Linked DNA regions of Homo sapiens: regions 1 and 3 are each linked to region 2. A link is a contact called in ENCODE Hi-C or POLR2A ChIA-PET data. All regions are on one chromosome and are shown on one strand. The core of a region is the stretch at or near the end of the contact, and the rest is flanking DNA. Distances in the headings are between cores, read along the strand shown.

What was found. Hi-C counts contacts between places; a loop is a spot of excess contacts on that map. ChIA-PET counts read pairs that join two places held with the same protein, here RNA polymerase II (POLR2A). Pooled maps may share reads with other maps.
Region 1: a map of PC-9 shows a loop between it and region 2 (2.2-fold over the local background). The contact joins two enhancer-like sites. A Hi-C loop is called at or near these places in 3 of 168 maps with a recorded cell type or tissue (Caco-2, PC-9 and transverse colon). POLR2A ChIA-PET finds 5 or more read pairs at or near these places in 3 of 52 experiments (A673, IMR-90 and PC-3).
Region 3: a map of MCF 10A shows a loop between it and region 2 (2.9-fold over the local background). The contact joins two enhancer-like sites. A Hi-C loop is called at or near these places in 3 of 168 maps with a recorded cell type or tissue (MCF 10A, PC-3 and mammary epithelial cell) and 2 of 50 pooled maps. POLR2A ChIA-PET finds 5 or more read pairs at or near these places in 5 of 52 experiments (A549, Panc1, activated T-cell and 1 more).

What each region holds. Positions count from the first base shown.
Region 1 is chr12:75,887,673-75,891,884 of GRCh38, forward strand. No RefSeq gene overlaps it. Among named protein-coding and RNA genes, the nearest start is that of PHLDA1-AS1, 140 kb to the right of the region's middle. RefSeq lists a silencer at 337-631. Within about 2 kb of position 1,624, at least 4 of the 41 ENCODE cell types and tissues checked have a DNase peak (open chromatin) inside an H3K27ac peak, as active enhancers do.
Region 2 is chr12:75,951,492-75,955,648 of GRCh38, forward strand. No RefSeq gene overlaps it. Among named protein-coding and RNA genes, the nearest start is that of PHLDA1-AS1, 77 kb to the right of the region's middle. Within about 2 kb of position 2,257, at least 6 of the 41 ENCODE cell types and tissues checked have a DNase peak (open chromatin) inside an H3K27ac peak, as active enhancers do; they include PC-3 and mammary epithelial cell, where a contact is called at or near this core.
Region 3 is chr12:75,861,022-75,865,116 of GRCh38, forward strand. No RefSeq gene overlaps it. Among named protein-coding and RNA genes, the nearest start is that of PHLDA1-AS1, 170 kb to the right of the region's middle. RefSeq lists a silencer at 1,988-2,282. Within about 2 kb of position 2,515, at least 6 of the 41 ENCODE cell types and tissues checked have a DNase peak (open chromatin) inside an H3K27ac peak, as active enhancers do; they include PC-3 and mammary epithelial cell, where a contact is called at or near this core.

The DNA of each region.
Region 1 (4,212 bases), core at 374-2,873, 64 kb before region 2:
AAATTGTGTCCCCCCCAAAATTCACAGGCTGAAGTCCTAATCCCAAGTACAGTAGAATGTGCCTGTATTTGGAGATAAGGCCTTCAGTGAGGTAACTAAAGTTAAATAAAGTCCCAAGGGCAGGTCCAACCCAATATGACTGCTGTCCTTATAAGTGGAAGAAATTTGGACACAGACATGTACAGAAGGAAGATCATATAGGGACACACAGAGAAGACAGCCATCTACAAGCCAAAGAGAAAGGCCTCAGAAGAAACCAATCCTACTGACACTTTGATCTCAAACTTCTAGCCTCCAGGACCGTGAGAAAACAGATGCCTTGTTTAAGCCATCCAGTTTGTGGTACTTTGTTATTACAGCCCTAGAAAACAAACATAAGAAGAGACACCTCTCTCTTGGTTGTGACCTTCGAGGAGAAAATGACATTGCTGCCCTCCATATTCATTGCTGCTAGAAGGAGGAGTAAGGTGGAAAGCATGCCTCATTCCAGCACACACACAATATCAGTGGCTCACACAGTGTTCCACTATCACCACCCACATGCCCAGTCCCACTGATACAAGTGGACAGATTTAGGACTTTCACAAGAAGAAAAGCACATTTCTCAGTAAATTAAACTAGATCATCAATGTTTCACCCTTATTTTTTTCTTTATACTCAAAGAAATATTAACAGCCTAATAAATCTCAGGTAGGTAGCTAAATACCTAAAAATTTTCCAGAGAAAGAGTAAGACCAAATTTACTCTTGATGTCTTGCCCCTAATCTTAGCACCAGTGACTATTGTACTAGATGTTTCCTCAAAGTTTTTATTCCAGGGGTCCAGCTCAGTATACCCAAGGGAAAGCAGACTTGGGTATACTCTTTTCAGAGAAGTCTAACAGTTGAGCCTGGAACCAAGGCTAGAATTCCTAAGAAGAAAGGCTTACTCATCAGATTTTCACAAAACAGCTCAATGCTTTTCATTTTTCCATTTATTTTTCATTTTCATTTTCATTTTTCCATTCATTCACTTTTTCAGGAAATATTTATTGTGCATCTAGTGTGTGCAAGGTTCTGTAGTAAGGGCCAGAGGTATAAATGATGATAAAGCATCAACATAACAAAAAACCATAAGAATTGTCCCCCCAGAAAGCTAGAGCATGAGGATTTCTAAGAAAAGGGAAGAGTGAGAAATCACAGAAATCAAAAATTTAGGATTATGAGAGAAAAAACATTCCAAAGATCAGCTGCCCTATTTTTTCCAGGACATTTTATCAGTTCAGGAAATCAAAATAAAAATATCACATCATTTGAACAGATATTCAGATGTGATGGGCAAACTATAGTCGTGTGACAGCTCACAAAGAGAGATAAATATTTTCCTCTGCCTCCTTCCCTCTCTGACAAATATGCTGATCGGCTCCTTTGCAACTCCCCCAAATACATACTATTTACATTCATTGAAGACAGCCAAATCGTTTTACAAGTGTATTTCAGTGTTTTGAATCTTCTAACATCAGGCAATCCCTGTTACTTTCTTTGAAACAAGTTTCCACTATGCAGAGAGAATAAATAAACACACTCTGTGCTGTTAGCAGGTTCACTCTGTTGTCTGGGTTGCGGGGAATGGAGGTGGTGGCAGTGGCAGCACTGATGGCGATGGCCGGGCTCAACCCGAAGGGAACAGTGCTGCTTTTTCTTGCAGCCCTGGGAGAGAATCGCAGAGTGCTGCAGGAAGAGGGAAGATCCTGAACCCACTCAAGAGAGCGCCTCAAGGGCAATGGTGTTCTCTCTTCAGGCACGTGATCGGGAACAAAGGAATCTTTATTCATCTCTTTCTGCTGTACTGGTTTGCTTTATATTCCTTATAAGCAGCTGAAAAAGACCATGAGCAGCCCTTTCAATCAGCTGAGGAAGAGAGGAAAGGTTTCAGAAGAGAGAAGCTGTCAATTCTGAGAATGGTTTATTCACATTATAGAATAATCTTTCAAGAAAAGAACTCTACAGGACTGATCTTTTAATTATAGAGGGATAAATACATCTGTGAAATCTACCAATTTCACTTTGGATTAAATACTCTTACTAAAAGCCAGATATTCAGTAAACAAAGATCTCAATTTGGAAATGGCTTTTCTCCCTAATACGTGTCTTCTAGCTAACGTCCTACCCCATTCCACCCCCAAATTCTAGTTGCTATTTGAGAAACAAAAATACATAACCTATTAGAGATGGAGTTTGAGGGTCTTAGATATGTTTCATTTGCTACCAAGCAAGCTCTGGATTCTCAAAAATGTTGATCAATTATCTGTGAATAATTTTAAGATCACAGTGTCTTATAGGGAATATTTTTTGATTTATCAAAGAATCTCAACATATTTAATCCTATGCACAAATCACATCCCAGCTGTGGTTGAGAAATACAAGCAAGAATCACAGTTAGAGTCTTTGGTGTACCTTCACGGTGCCAAAGACAGGGTGGGCAAAGATACACACTCCATAAATATTTATTTACAGAAATGACATTGTTCATAATTCCAGAAATTCCACCAAAATTTTAAATTGCAATTTCTTCTAGTTCTTTTTGGATGTAAAACAAGCATAGAAACAGTGCCTGGCTCCTAGCTGGTTGTGTCTTTCCTGGCTCATTTTTTATGTAGTGCCTCTGACTAAAACAGCCCAGAAGCAATTCTCTTGTCCACAAACAAGGGAGCCAACAGCTTTCTGTGGCCCTTTTCCATCTCCCAGTATTCTGGATGAGTCAACCCTCTTCCTTGGGGGTTTCTGGAGACTTTTGCAAGTGCCCATTTCAGAAAATCCCATTTCCACTTGAAGTATTTATCCCAGAAAAAGAAAAGATTAAAGAAAAAGAAAACCCTGAGTTTTCTCAAAAACTATTTATTTGCCATTGATGTTCCCGCTTACGTTTTGTGGAAATCCTTCTCTAACTTGATATTTACACAATATTGTAACATCTCCTTTTTGTGTTATTTCTTAACTTTGAAATAAATGGAGATTCTTTAATAGATGACATTTAGACAGATGTCATTCCAACAGTAGGCTGATTCTTCCTATTACTTAGAAATTGTTTAAATTCTGAGGCATTCTCATTTATGTCTATTGGCATCAGTTAACCTGTGGTTCCAAAAGCTAGTGCCAAGTTTTGGTTCTTCCTGTTTGCAAAATCAACCTTTCCCCATGTCAGCTGTTCCTAGGGTGGAGGCGGTCACAGAGTTCCCAGCAACACTTCTTGTCAATGTACCCTGTGGCGAACATCTCTTCTGTTCCCTAGATCTCATCCCTAGATCATTGTCCATTCTTCTCAGATGCTTCCCTCAGCATTCAGGGCCCAGGCTCCAGGAATCAACATTGCTTCAAAATAATCTCATAACTAGCTTCTAGACCAGTTTTCAGCCAGTCTCTTTTTAAATCTTCTTCACAAAAATTTTGAGGCTAACCCATCCGATTTTAATCTAAGTAAGGAGAGGACAAAGATTATTTACTTGACCAAATTTTGGGCAAGCTCCTGAAACTTCTCCTAGGCTCATCTGTGTACTTTCTTATAAAGTCCAGTTTTAACAAAGAATCCTGCTGAGTCAGTTTAGCAAGCACTTCCACCCTTGATATCCGAGCACCCTCTGTATCTGGCTGGGTTCCTCCTCCTCCACCATCCCCCAGGTGATGTCTGCTTACCCTGGCCTGTCTTCAGTAAGAATCCTGTTAGGTCAGTTTAGCCAGAATCCTCCCTTGCCCCTGAAGTTTCCTCTTAGTAATTTTTTTTATCTAATGACCCCCACCGTGCTTCTTCCATATAAATTCCCACTTGCCCATGCCGTATTCTGAGTTGAGCCCAATCTCTCTCCCCCACTGCAGAATCTGATTGCAGTGATCTCTATACCTATTAAGATGGTCCTGAATAAAGTCTCCCTTCCTGTGTTTTAACAAGTATCATTGACTAGTTTTTTTCTTTAACAGAAAGGAAGAGATGGTATCAAGACATTTTCTCTTTATTATGGGTAGGTATGATATCACCTGTGGTAACTTTCATTTGTTCTGTACTTCCATAAAGCTAAGGAGCTTGGCTGAATAGGCTCAGCAGCCAGCTCTGGGCCCACACAGTCCTCTGTTCATAGAGGGGAAAGTGTCAGCTCACAGTTCTTCACTCATTCTCTCCATTCTACTTTGTCATTCCTCTGCTGTTACACTGACCTGCTGCCAGGTAAATGAAACTGAC
Region 2 (4,157 bases), core at 1,007-3,506:
AGACCTGTTGGTTGATAATAAGTACAAAACTACATAAACACAGATTTTTCCCTGTAGATAAAAATCCTAGATTGCTGTGAAGAAACCTCATTCACTTTAACTTCCTTTAAAAACAAGAACGGATTTCCATGCACTGATTTACACCAGGAAATAGTTTTGTTGGTTATTTACAAATGCTTTTGAAGAATGCAGGTGGGATTACACATGAGGCTGCCACAAAAATAAATGTTAGTAAAATCATGACTCTATTCAGCATTAATCAAAGAGCAGAAGAGAAGTTATTATGAAAAATCTTACTCAGCAAACAATAAAAGATAAAATTCCACTAGTTAAAGAGCAATTTTAAAATAGTTACAAACATGAGTCAAATAATGAACACATGTTAACACATATTCAATTCACTGGTGGGGAGCCAGAAGCATGATCAAGCTGGTTTAAAGGCCATTTGGGGACCTGGGTACTCAGAAAAATTAGTGAAATTTGTAAAAGAGAATGTATGAATAAGATTACTAGTTAAGTCAAAAGAGGTTAATGTCCTACAGGGCAATGAAACCATAATCTTTAGAGTTATCTTTTATACCGGACATAAACCTAAATGAACATGTGACCTCACAGAGTCTAGGCCTTGTCAGTAGTAAATAATGAGTAATCCTTGGTGGCCTTTTAAACATTTTCCCATTGTGACATTGATAAGACATGCTGTTCCTCTTCTTTTTTTTTTTTTTTTTTTCTGAGACAAAGTCTCACTCTTTTTGCCAAGGCTGGAGTGCAATGGTGCGATCTCGGCTCACTGCAACTTCTGCCTCCCAGGTTCAAGCGATTCTCCTGCCTCAGCCTCCCGAGTAGCTGGGATTACAGACATCTGCCACAGTGCCCGGCTAATTTTTGTATTTTTAGTAGAGATAGGGTTTTACCATGTTGGCCAGGCTGGTCTCGAACTCCTGACCTCAGGCAATCTGCCCACCTCGGCCTCCCAAAGTGCTGGGATTACAGGCATGAGTCACCACGTCCGGCCCCCTCTTTTTTCTTTATTTCCAAGTTTGCAATTTTTTAAAAAAACCTCTGAAGCTGTGCTTAAATAAAAATTAGATTCTAGTACTACACATCAGAAGAGCTATTATTGAAAAGCCATTCCTAAATTTTGGGTTGTTCTCACCCCTGATTTGAAACAACGATTCCCCATCTCACAAGCCACCAAGTTTGCCTCCCTTTTGTCTCTCCCTATTCTAGTAAAGCCCTGAAAGTTTACTGCGAAAGCCATCTGGTTCTGTCCTCTGCACACGAGCACAGATTACACAAATTGCTTTCCCACTTTTAGAAGAAATATCACAATCTGCCACACTAACGTCAAACAAATTCCACCTGAGAGAAAAATGCTTCTTTTAAGCAAACATGAGTCTTCACTCTCTTGTCCTGGCCATGCACTAATGACCAATCAGCTACCTTTCTTAGTAATCACCTTCATTTTATTGGAAAGCCAATACTACTCTCCAAGCAAAATAATCACTGTACCTTTAACTTCCTCCTAGGTTTAGTTTTCCAATTCTAAATTCTCTTTGGGGACCCTTTTAAATTTGTCTTAATCTGATAGATGAAAATGCTCTCCTAAAACTCCTAGGACAAGCACTCCCACAAATACTGAAATAGATTACATTTCCTTTGCCTGTTTATACCTCCTGTCAGAGTAAAACATGCAAAACTCAGAAAAGAATGTAAATGAAAAACAATAGCAAAAAAATAAATAAATAAAAAGCAAGTAATTGCTTTGGGCTGGGAATTTGCTGTTTGTTGAATGTGCTGGATTTTTTGGTGGGTGGTAGTGCCCCTGATCTGCTACAGGAGTCCATGGCACCAAGCTGGGAAGCACCGGCCTCTGCCTACAGCACACGCACTCCAGACTTCCTCATAAATGAGGCCCATGAAGACCAAAATGAAGGGAAAAGCCTAGCATGTAAATATCTCATTAGCCTGGGCCTGGGCTGGTTGCCCAGCACTGATTGGGTTCCCAGTGACTTCTTTTAGGATTGGGGCCAGGACTTATTTTTATGTTCGATCTTGAAGCAATTTATTCAGTTCCCACAAACCTCCTGGTATTGTGAAAACTTCAGAGTCCACAGTGGCAGTCTCTGAGAAGGGTGTTTGAGTAGACTAGCCAGGAGAGAGAAAGACAAAATGCCACAAAGACACATAATGAAGTAGAGAGCCGTACCCCTATTGGTGAGAACAGTCCAAGTTTTGATCTGCCAGTCAATCTCCAGAGCTAAATTCCCACACCAGCTTGAGTAATCAGCTGTCACACCCTCCAAGGGAAAACCTCCCATGTAGGAGGTCATGAGGGAAAAGAGGCAATGGACAGGGAAATTTCATGTACCGATCACTAACACATTCCCAACCCTGCACAAGGTGCTTTAGCTAAATTATTCTTCAAATTAACCCCATGAAGAAGGACAAGAAATAAGAACCTATAGCCACCGTGTCATCAACCCCCATGCTCACCTTTAATTCAATGAACAAACTCAGGCCATGTATAAAACTTGGGAAGCCAACTTCAGTGCCAGAATTAATTATGTAACTTGAATAAAACCAGATTTAATGATTCCTTTTCACTTGACTCCCATCACAGGCTCATTAGTAAGGACAGAAATTTACCCCAAAGTGAATCACACGTAAGAAGGGCTACTCAGCATTCTTGGAGGATGAATGGTAAATGTCCTCCCAGTTGCCTAGAGACGCTGAATATACAGACAGCTATGGCTCATGGAGGGATTTTTTTTTTTTTTCTCCCTCTGACCTCTAGCCAGACTTGGGCTGAATATCAAAGGCCAAGTTCTTGGTCACATTCATATCTCCCTGGGCCTCTAGAAAAAGGTTGAGTGGGTTAGCTGAGGTGCAATAGTCAGCACTTTTCAGCAGGCAGGAACCATCCGTGCTGAAGGAAAGATAGCACACAGGGTGCCCAAAGTCATAGGTTTCTTGAAAGTCACAGGATTTTTGAAGAAGACAGGAACTATGTTTTTTAACATATGCTACTAAAACTCCAACCTGTGATCCTAAGAAGCTGAGGATATGGAAAAAATCTGATGGTACTAAAGCTTTCCATTCCCAAAGGAAGCAATGACCTTTGACATTTATTCATTCAGTTATTTCTCCAACAGGTAGTTATTGAGAGGTTACTATAGACTAGAGACCATTCTAGGACATGGGCAGCAGTGAACAAGACAACAGTGACAAAAAGATTCTTTCGTTTTTCTAGTTAAAGTAATAAGTGCTTGGTGACAAAAACTATAAAATGGAGGTAAACTGGAAAGAGTAACCACCTGAATCCTCCCAACCAGGAAAAAAACAAAAACAAAAACAAAAAAACAACTGTTAACTTCATGGGGTGTACACTCTCCTTTTCAATCTATTTCTTTTTTTTTCCTCTTTTTTCTTTTTTAGAGATAGGATCTTGCTCTGTCACTCAGGCTGGAATACAGCGGCATAATGATAGCTCACTGCAGCCTCAAACTCATGGGCTCAAATGATTCTCCTGCCTCAGCCTCCTAAGTAGTGGGGACTACAGGTTCTCACCACCACACCTGGCTGCTTTTAATTCTTTGTAAAGGCGGGTCTCACTATATTGCCCAGACTGGTCTTAAACTCCCAGCCTCAAATGATCCTCAGGCCCTGGCCTTCCAAAGCACTGGGATTACAAGTGTGAGCCATATTTGCAGTCCAGTTAAAGACTAATTTCCTAATTCCAATAGTAAGACTAGTAAGACTTTTTTCTTTTTAACAAGTGAGTTAGACCCAATAGAAATGAAGAAAACAAAAAGGAAATTCAATGGATCCCCAAGCCCTCCTCACTCACCCCCTGGGCTGCTGGCCAGGAGAGAGCAAGTGCTGCAGCCCCCACAGCTCCCAGTTGACTGCAGGAATGCAGGGGGCAGCATCATGATAGCCTCAAATACCTACAGGCCCTGGTTCATAGCCTTGGGTTCACCTGCCCAGGCAGGGGAGAGAAAATTCCATCAGTGAGTATAACAACACACCGTCCTGCAGGCTTGACCCTTTTATCAGGTTACAGGCAGGGAGGCCAAAGCTTAACTCGGTGTGGTTACAGATCTTACGGAAAACAGCAGGCAAGTGTGGACTACTTGGCATCTATATAAATAACA
Region 3 (4,095 bases), core at 1,265-3,764, 90 kb before region 2:
GAGAGACTCTGTCTCAAAGAAAAAAAAAGATTTTTTAATTGCCATTGATAAAAATTATATTTTTAAGTTTTAATATGAGTAACCCATCTAAAAGTGGGAATAAATAAAAATCATACTGTTAACCTAGTACAGAGGTTCTGAAACAGCAATCCATGCAGACTAGGTACATCAGAATCATCTGAGAAGTCTTTTTTTGTTTTTGGGTTTTTTTTTGTTTTTTGAGGTGGAGTCTCTGTCACCCAGGCCGGAGTGCAGTGATGTAATCTCAGCTCACTGCAACCTCTGCCTCCTGGGTTCAAGCGATTCTCCTGCCTCAGCCTTCCAAGTAGCTGGGACTACAGGTGCCCACCACCATGCCCGGCTAATTTTTGTACCTTTAGCAGAGACGGGGTTTCACCATATTGGCCAGGCTGGTGTCAAACTCCTGACCTTGTGATTCACCCACCTCGGCCTCCCAAAGTGCTGGGATTACAGCGTGAGCCACCGTGCCCGGCCAAGAAGTCTTTTTAAAAATATATTCCCAGTTATTTCCCCCAGACCTATTACAACACAATTTCGCAGGATGGGTCTGGTTATCTCTATTTTTTAAAGCTCCTTGGGTGTTCCTGATATACAAATAGACTTGAGAACTTCTGACTTTGTAGACACTCTCAGTATTCGAGGCCTTGTACCAAAAATTAGTGAGAGCTTTTTAGCCAGCTACCTGCTTAGGGTACTAGGACAGTAGTGTTGGTTTGTTCTATTTGATTCAGGTACTTCTCAACAGTAAGAGAAAACTTTTTTTTAACACAGGACCTGATGAGAAAAATGAGACAATATATAAGGAAATACAACCTCCTATGATAAATGAATTGAATCCATATACCTTACTTATTGTAAGCAAAAATACGTATGGTAAAATATAAATAATCACAGGTTTAAATGTCCTCCTCTCTAGAACATTGGTAAAGCCCTTAACCAGGACCACTTGGGAGAGAAACTCTGTCCTTATCTGAGTCCAAATCTGCATCTTATTTTATAGTTTTCATCCATGAAGGTCTTTTTTGGCTGTTTCCTGTTGTCAGTGCTAATATGCTCATTGTAAAGAACTTTGAGTTTTTATGTCTACAATTACTCAAAGTCCAATGCCTAATACACAGGTTTTCTTCCATTTAAGTCATCAACTATATTTCTAGTATTGTTCCAGTCTCTGCTCGTAATTGCTTTTGTACGAGCCTGTATAACCAAAGAAACTTCTAAAGATACAGTCCTCTTATATGACCACTTTCAAATGGAACTGTTCCGCTCAAAGCTTCAGATCTTTCCTCAGGTGAGGCAGAGAGAGAAATCACTTCTAAATTGAGCATTTAGCCTTCATTACTATATTCCCTATATCACAATGTACTGTAAATGGTTCACTTATCTTGCATTTATCCCAAGGTACTATAAATTTATGTTTAATTATTTGATTGTTTATCTCTACCATGAGTTATAATAAGTCTAGGAGGACAGGGAGCATCTGTATTGTCTATTGCTGAATCACCTATACCTAACTTGATGCCTGGCTCACATAAATGTTTCATAAATATTTGTTGAATTGAAGAATGGACGGATGGATAATTGTTCCCTGCTTTTCCACAGAATATTTCCTACAAAGTTACTATCCACCCTTGAGGCCCCAGAGAACAGACAGGGTAGCACATTCATTTGTGTGTGTCCTCAGTACTGAGACCAAGGGCTGACACAGAGTAGTTGTATAATGAATGTTTGATGAATGACTGAATAACCTAAGGCAGAGTTCACTAAGCCATATGATTCATTGCCTTGTTGTTCAATACCTTCCACAAAAGAGTTGCCTAAGCTTGTATATAATCTGAATCAAATCAGAGGATTCAGCAGAAATTCTCTGAACTTGAATAGTCTGGCTTGTGAAACAGCTGAATATCTAAACATTCCCAAGTTCCCAAATTGTATGTAGACTAAATAATTTGCAACCAGGAATTGTCCTTGTTAGGGAGATTAGTGCTGAGAATATCCCAATTTGTACACTACTAAGTCCAAGAAACAAATTACATGTCTATTTGCCAGAGCCATGGTTTCTGTATGGCATCATCTCAGATGAGTCAGGACCAAAGAGGTCATCAGTATCAGAAATGCAGTGACTGATTTCCTGCACCGTTGAAGGCTGAGAAATAGGATTTGGGAATTGAGCTTTATAGTCCAAATATTCCTTCCATCACCTTACCCCCCCATAAATGCATGCACTCAATTGAAGTCAGATTACTCAGGCTGACTATAAAAGGCAAGATTTTCCTGTTTCCATTTTCAAATATAAAATAGCCACCTATAGGAAATAAAACATGATTCACAGTTAGGTAAATACTCTATTGTTAGTGAGTCAATAAACATGAATCAGTCGTATACTTATAAAGACAACCTGAAAGAATTTGAGGCATAGGATAACAAAATAAAAATTAGAGCTAACATCTGTTGAACATTTTGCTGTTCACCAAACATTGCACTAACAATATGGAATATATGACAGTTAATTTTAGGTATCCACTAGACTGGGTTGGGAATACCCAGGTAGCGAGCAAAACATTATTCCCGGGTGTGTCTGTGACGGTGCTTCTGGAAGAGATAAGCATTTGAATCAGTAGACTTAGTAATCAGCAGACTTCCATCCAGGCTCTGCACCGACTAGATGATGATCACCCACATCCTCTGGATAAAAAGCCAGAGGGAGAGTCAATTCATTCTCTTCTGGGTTGGGGATAGCCATCTTGTCCTGCCCTCAGACGTCGGAACTCCAGGTTCTCAGGCCTTCAGCCTTGGACTGAGAGTTGCACCGTTGGCTCCCCTGTTCCCAGGCCTTTGGACTCAGACAGAATTACACTACCAGCTTCTCTGGTTCTCCAGCTTGCAGACAGCATATCAGGATTTCTCAGCCTCTATAATCACATGATCCAATTCCCTTAATAAATTCCCTCTTATATCTATATATATCCTATTGGTTCTCTTTCTCTGGAGATCTCTGACTAATACAGAATATATCTTTTAAATCTCCATACTAACCCAAGAGGTAAAGTCTATTATTATCACCATTTTATAAATAAGAAAACTGACATCCATAGAAGTCAAATAATTTTCCCCAGATGACACATTATATAAAAGAGGGGCCAGGATTTAATCCCAGAAAGATAAAAAGGTAAAAATCTAAGCCAATCATTTAACATCTGAGTCAAGAAGCAGAGAAAAATCAGTGAACACCTTTAAAAGTTCTTTTGGGGTTAAGGGAGTCTGGCATACAAGTAGGATTTCCACTTCTATGCAGTTCAGACAGGAAAGGAGATGGTCCCAAAGTGGTAGGTGTGGCTGGGAATACAACCAATTTGAATCAAAAGGAGGAAAGAAAATCAGTTCCAGATCCAGAATACTATGTGTCTCTCCCAAGGCCTATTCCCCTCCCACAAAAAAATTGTCCAATTTTTAAAATTTTCTCTTAAGGGTCACATCTATAAAACAAATCACTGGAGGCTCAGAATAGGTACTTTTTACAAATATTATTAGCTCCTGAATATAGGTATCTTACTTACTACTCTTAATACATTTTGAAACCATGAGAATCACTAAATAAAGGCAGATCTTTTACCCATGATTCACCTACTAATCCAAAGCATCCAGCTAAATAGAATTCCCATTATTTCCAATAACACTGCTCTGCTCAGAAAGCAAGAGGCCTAATCATAATCTACTCTCCGGTAGCCTCCAACAGGTGAAATGTGTTCAACAGTCCCCAGCCTTCAGGAGGGCAATTCAGTGTGCACGTAGATACAGCCAATAGCATCTGTTATCTGTTCCATCAAGCTTGCCCAAGGGGTGGTGTTCAGGAACTCAAACCACGTTTTTCCCCTGCTCTCACGTCGACAGCATAACAATCAACACAGAAGACTTCTGTGACCCCAAAACATGTGAAGATTTCTCCCCACTAGCAAACAAGGAATCCATTCTGCAGCAGACAACAGCTCGGTGTCCTCCAATTCGATTCCGGCTTTATCTGCTTGCAGACAGCGTCAGATCCCACAAGTAGAGGGCTCAATCATGAAAACTGGCCCC